Linked DNA regions of Homo sapiens: region 2 is linked to region 1. A link is a contact called in ENCODE Hi-C or POLR2A ChIA-PET data. All regions are on one chromosome and are shown on one strand. The core of a region is the stretch at or near the end of the contact, and the rest is flanking DNA. Distances in the headings are between cores, read along the strand shown.

Evidence for each region. A loop is a pair of places that touch in the nucleus more often than their neighbours do. ChIA-PET counts read pairs that join two places held with the same protein, here RNA polymerase II (POLR2A). Pooled maps may share reads with other maps.
Region 2: a loop to region 1 is called in a map of naive thymus-derived CD4-positive, alpha-beta T cell, with 5 times the contacts of the local background. The contact joins the enhancer-like site here to the promoter of ZSWIM5 in region 1. A Hi-C loop is called at or near these places in 3 of 168 maps with a recorded cell type or tissue (CD4-positive, alpha-beta memory T cell and naive thymus-derived CD4-positive, alpha-beta T cell) and 8 of 50 pooled maps. POLR2A ChIA-PET finds 5 or more read pairs at or near these places in 6 of 52 experiments (CD8-positive, alpha-beta memory T cell, Caco-2, OCI-LY7 and 3 more).

Annotation. Positions count from the first base shown.
Region 1 is chr1:45,205,068-45,208,095 of GRCh38, forward strand. ZSWIM5 (zinc finger SWIM-type containing 5) reads right to left here and starts at 1,538. Exons shown (of 14, transcript NM_020883.2): 1 at 689-1,538. The coding sequence starts at 1,283. RefSeq lists enhancers at 116-1,016, 1,017-1,916 and silencers at 985-1,144, 1,345-1,764.
Region 2 is chr1:45,051,510-45,054,537 of GRCh38, forward strand. All of the region lies in intron 4 of ZSWIM5 (zinc finger SWIM-type containing 5), which reads right to left. Among named protein-coding and RNA genes, the nearest start is that of UROD, 41 kb to the left of the region's middle. Within about 2 kb of position 1,587, at least 3 of the 41 ENCODE cell types and tissues checked have a DNase peak (open chromatin) inside an H3K27ac peak, as active enhancers do; they include OCI-LY7, where a contact is called at or near this core.

The DNA of each region.
Region 1 (3,028 bases), core at 288-2,787:
GATTTACCCCAGTCTGACAAGGAAGAGAGACCCCACCCCCACTCCAGATTGTATGGCTTTTTTTTTTTTTTTCCTTGGGTGGGGGTGTGGAGGAGAAGCTGTCACATTTCCATCTTCGGTTATTGTTAGTCCGCAGCCTAGATTCCCAAGCATCACCGGTCCAGGGGAAAAATCCTAACGCAGACAATTAAAACTGTCTGAAACATGCAGTATTTTGTTGGGGCTTTTTTCCCAGTGTTAATTTCATCGAGACTCAATCGGCTAGGGCTATAGATTGCCTCTGACAGTCTGTCCCTCAAACGCTCCCTCTAAAACCGCTTGTTCCAGATTTACTAACAATCCTCTCCTCTCCAAACTTAAATTAGGACAACACATTTCTGAAATTATTACATCCAAAAAGTCATACCTCCCCATTCTCTTTGCCTTGGTGTGGGGAATAGAAAGAGTGAAGAAGAGAGATCTATTCACTCTTCAAACAAAAAGAAATTGGGGTAGAGGGTCAGTGGAGGAAAGAGCAGTGGTGGACCTGAGTGAAAGGTTGAAAAAAGTTTTTGTGACTTGTTCGTCCTTCGGCAGGGGTACAGGAGTTGGGCAGAAGGCCGGGGTCTCGGCCCCAGGGCTCGGGCCGAGAAGAGGCACCCGCGGAAGAGGAGGCTGAGGACCCGAGAACGCCTGGACGAGCACATACCGACTTGCAGCACGTTCTCCACGGAGCCGCTGTCCAGCAGACGGATGCCCCGGCGGAACGGGAGCCCCTCGCCACCGCAGCCGGCCGCGCCGGCCCCTGCGCCCAGCCCGGGGGATGCCCCAGCCGCGACGCCCCCGGGGGCGGAGCCGGCCGGAGCGGCGGCCCCGGGGGGTGGCTGCGGCCCCTCCTCGGCCGGCGAAGCCCCCGCGGCGCCGCCAGCAGCGCCGGCGCCGGGGCCGCCCCGGTACTGGAAGCTGGAGTACATGCAGATCTCCCGCTCATTCCGCGGGAAGGACCAGTAGACGATGCGGCGCTGCACGGGCTCCGGGATCCGCTCGAAGCGCTCCTCCACCCGTTCGTATGCCCACTTTTCCGCCACCGTCTTGGCGGCGCAGTCCAGTAAGGAATCCGGCTGCAGGTGGGGGCGGGCCCCGAGGACCAGGCAGCTGCTGCCGACGCCCCCTGCCCCTCCGCCGGCTGCCCCAGGCGAACCGCGAGGGTGATGAGCCTGCGGGCTGGGCCACGAACACTGCCGCTTAGCCGGAGAGACCGGTGACGGCGAGAGCAGCTCCTCTCGCTCACCTCCGTCCGCCATTGCTGGGGACTGACTGACTGACTGAGGCGGCGGCGGCTGCTCGGGCTGCGGCGGAGACCCTGGCCACGGCCACGCGCCCCGCGCAAGCGCCCAGCGGTGGCGCCGAGGGGGGCGGGGCGAGAGAACCCGCGAGCCAGCCGGCCCGAGTGGGGAACCGCGGCCGGGCCCGGGAGCGCGCCGCGAGGGCAGACGCGGGCGGCCTGCAGGGTAGCGTGAGGCGGCGCGCGGTGTCCTGGCCGCCGCGGACGCGAAGACAGGCGGGAGCGAGCGCGGGCCCGCGGCGCGCTCCAGGCGCAAACAGCCTAGAACGCGAGCCGAGCGCTCTCGCGGATCCGGCGACCGCGGAGGGGAGAGGAGCGCCGGACGCTCTCGCACGCCCGCCCGCCCGCCCGCGCACCTCCAACCCACCTGCCGCCGGCCAGACAGGAATGGACTGTGTGACTGAATGAAATGGCGGGGCCATAAGCCATCCAAGGAGCCGCCTCCGTGAAGTTATAGGCTCGCGGGGTACAAGGAGAAAAAAACAATCCAGCTCCAACGGTACTGATGTGACAGGAGGTTGTCACAGCAGAGCGGAAGATCTGGCAGAAAGACGCTGGGAAAGAAGACACTAGGGGAAAACATCAGAAAGTTCGGATGATGAAAACTCACCTCACGCCACAACAATGTAGGATAAAGCCGGCGGTCACCCCACCCCAGAGTGGGACAAAGTCGCACCACCCCTTGACAATGGGGCATCAAGATCTTATCGCCACGGGGGTTGCATCCTGGTGGGGTCTTTTGGAGGGTTTAGCACCTTGCATCCTAGAATACAAAACACTTTTGCGTGTTTTTTGGTAGAATTCTCTGATCCCCTACCTCCAATCTGAATTAGGTCTTTCATGTTTTCCTCACTTGGCTCAGTCTTCTACACCTTTACATAGTTGTATTTTTATATATTTGTTTAATGTCTGACTGTCAACTCCATGAGAGTGAGAATCATGTCTATTTCCTTCACTATAATTTATCCTCTGCCTGGCACATAGTGGGTGCTCAAGAATGGCAGCTTCATCACTAACTCCATAAACAACACGCAATTGTAAGTTACTGTTTCTTGCTCGATCAAGAAAGCTCAGATTATTTCAGAATTTGCTGACAAACTAATCTCTACAACTTTAAAACGTTCCAAGAACTGTATTAAAAGAGTTTCTATAGTTGAGTTTGCCCTTCAAAGTAAGAGAGATTTAGAGTGTAGGATAAAATAAGAGTAAGAAGAGAGTAAATGATTGGAGACAGGCTGGAGCCACAGTTTGGTTTTGCTGTAATCTCAGAATTAAAGAGCACAGGCAGAATTGGGTGTGAATCACACTTGCTGTGTGTGATGCTATTCATGATTCTATTAAATCATTTGCAAAAGGGAGCTAGTAATAATGCTTCTACACATAAATGTTGTAAGAATTAGAAATAATTCACTTTAAAAAAAGTTTTTTTAGAGACAGGATCTCACTCTGATGTCCAGCCCGGAGTGCAGTGGGGTGATCACTGCAACCTCAAACTCTTGGACTCAAACTATCCTTCCATCTCAGCCTCCAGAATAACTAGGACAACAGATGCACAGCACCACACCCAGCTAATTCTAAATTTTTGTAGAGGGGCGGTCTCCCTATGTTGCCCAGGCTGGCTGGAATTAGAAGTAATTCAAATTGTTTGCTTATTCAGTGTAGTAGGTACTCAATAAGTATCTGTTTAGGCCAGATGCAGTGGCG
Region 2 (3,028 bases), core at 337-2,836, 150 kb before region 1:
TCTGCAGTGTAATAAATATTTATTAAGAGCCTCCTATGTTAAGGCTCTGTGCTGGTGAATAAAGCAGACACTGTTCCTACCCTTGAGGAACTGTCTAGTGAGGGAGACAGATAAATAAACATAATTCCATTTGAATATGATAAGTATTAAGATAAAGATATGTTCAGGGTATGAAAGCAGCATAGAGGAAGGGCATTTAACACAAGGACATGGTTGGAAGCGAGGAAGTCAGAAAAGGTTTTATTTTTTTGCTTAGCTGAACTTCCTGAGCTTCATCAAATCATTCAATTGTAAAACTGAGATCATAAAAATACCTACTTTGTAGGGATATTGTGAGAATTTAATGAGATAACCTTTGTAAAGGGTCTAGCATATTACCTAGCACATAGTAGAATCTTGGTATTTGCTTATCCAAGAAAAATAATTTATTTGGACTTGGATTTTCAAACTGCTGATAACTTGTGATGCCTTAAAACCATTACTTTCTTGGGATTTTTTTTTTTTTTTGAGACAAAGTCTCGCTCTTGCCCCCCAAGCTGGAGTGAGATGGGGCGATCTTGGCTCACTGCTGCAACCTCCACCTCCTGAGTTCAAGCAATTCTCCAGCCTCAGCGCCCCCCCTCGCACCCCACCCCCAACCCTAGTAGCTGGGATTACAGGCATCCGCCACCATGCCCGGCTAATTTTTGTATTTTTAGTAGAGATGAGGTTTCACCATGTCGGCTAGGTTTGTTTAGAACTCCTGACCTCAGGTGATCCACTCGCCTTGGCCTCCCAAAGTGCTGGGATTACAGGCGTGAGCCACCATGGCTGGCTGCAGTATGTCTTAATATAAACATCCTTTAGGATGTAGTTACATCCATGGATAGAAGTACATTTGGACACTATTTCAAAGCCTCTCAAAGCCAAATAGGAATGTTTTGAAAAGCCATCTTAGCCTCAATTTCAGATATTAATTGAAGATGAAAATTAATTTCTGGCTGGGTGCTGTGGCTCACACTTATAATCCCAGCACTTTGGCAGGCCAAGGAGGGCAGATCACTTGAGCTCAGGAGTTTGAGACCAGCCTGGGCAACATGGTGAAACCCTGTCTCTCCCAAAAATACAAAAAATTAGCTGGGCATGGTGGTATGCACCCAGCTGGTCCCAGCTACTCAGGAGGCTGAGGTGGGAGGATTGTTTGAGCCCAGGAGGTGGAAGTTACAGTGAGCCGAGATCACACCACTGCACTCCAGCATGGGTGATGGGAAAAAAAAAAAAGAAAAAACCCTCATTTCTATTTTTTCAATTCAATTTTTTAAATGTACCATGAAAAAGAAACTATATTATGTGTTGGGTGCAGTGGCTCACTCCTGTAATCCTAGCCCTGTGGGAGGCTGAGGTGGGCGGATCACCTGAGGTCGGGAGTTCAAGACCAGCCTGACTGCCATGGAGAAACCCCGTCTCTACTAAAAATACAAAAAATTAGCCAGGTGTGTTGGTGCATGCCTGTAATCCCAGCTACTTGGGAGGCTGTGGTAGGAGAATCGGTTGAATCTGGGAGGCGGAGGTTGCAGTGAGCTGAGATCCCGCCATTGCACTCAAGCCTGAGCAACAAGAGTGAAACTCCGTCTCAAACAAAAAAAAAAAAAAAAAGAAAAAAGGAACTGATACTTACAACAGTGACTCTTTAGGGGATTATAGTAACATTTATTTTACAGTTTAAGAAGGGCTTTTCATCTATAGTGTAGAAACAGATTTTCATATTTAATCTTCACAGGTAAAAAAGAGGACCAAAAAAAGAAGCTACTAAATCTGGCAACTTCAGAAGAACTCTGGTGACCTTAGGAATGGCAAAATCAATAGGATAATAGGAATGGAAAACAGATTAGGTGAGATGAGAGGCTTAAGAGGTAAAGAAACAGGGTGCTAATTCTAGTCCTGGAGGAGTTCCAATTTCCTAGGCATTTTGATATTAAGAAGGGGATCCTGGCCGGGTGCGGTGGCTCATTCCTGTAATCCCAGTGCTTTGGGAGGCGGAGGCAGGTGGATTGCTTGAGGTCAGGAGTTCGAGACCAGCCTGGCCAACATGGTGAAACCCCATCTCTACTAAAAATACAAAAAATTAGCCAGGCATCATAGTGTGTGCCTATAATCCCAGTTACTCAGGTGGCCAAGGCAAGAGAATCTCTTGAGTCCAGGAGGCAAAGGTTGCAGTGAGCCAAGATTGAACTACTGCACTCCAGCCTGGGCGACAGAGCGAGACTCTGTTTCAAAAAAAAAAAAAAAAAAAAAGGATCCCTAGAAAGTGAGCACAAGTACTTTCACCTATAAGTTACAAATGAGTTTTCTGTCTTATTAATTACATCCTTATAAATTTGTTTCAATACAATTACAACCCTGAGAAAGAGACAAAGCAAAAAATCCTACTAGTTGCCTGTATAAAACATCACTCACAAGACTGTTATCAGTATCCAGAAGCATATTTTCCTACAACTTAAAAAAAAGTGTTGGCTTGGTACAGTGTCTCATGCTTGTAATACCAGTGCTTGGGGAGGCTGAGGTGGAGGATCACAAAGCCAGGAGTTTGAGATCAGCCTGGGCAACATAGTGAGACCCTACCTCTACAAAAAATTAGAATTGGCTGAGTGTGATAGCCTCTGCCTGTAATCCCAGCTACTTGGGAGGCTGAGGTGGAAGTATTTCTTGATCCCAGGAGTTTGAGTTGCAGTGAGTTATGATCACACCACTGTATTCCAGCCTAGGGGACAGTGAGATCCTGTCTCAAAGTAAATCAATAAAAATAAATTTGGCCTGGGCGTGGTGGCTCATGTCTATGGTCCCAGCACTTTGGGAGGCCGAGGCAGGTGGATCACTTGAGGTCAGGAGTTTGAGACCAGCCTGGCCAACATGGTGAAACCCTGTCTCTACAAAAGTAGAAAAATTAGCCGGGCGTGGTGGTGCGCGCCTGTAGTCTCAGCTACTTGGGAGGCTGAGGCAGAAGAATTGAGTGAACCCAGGAGGCAGAGGTTGCAGTGAGCTGAGATCG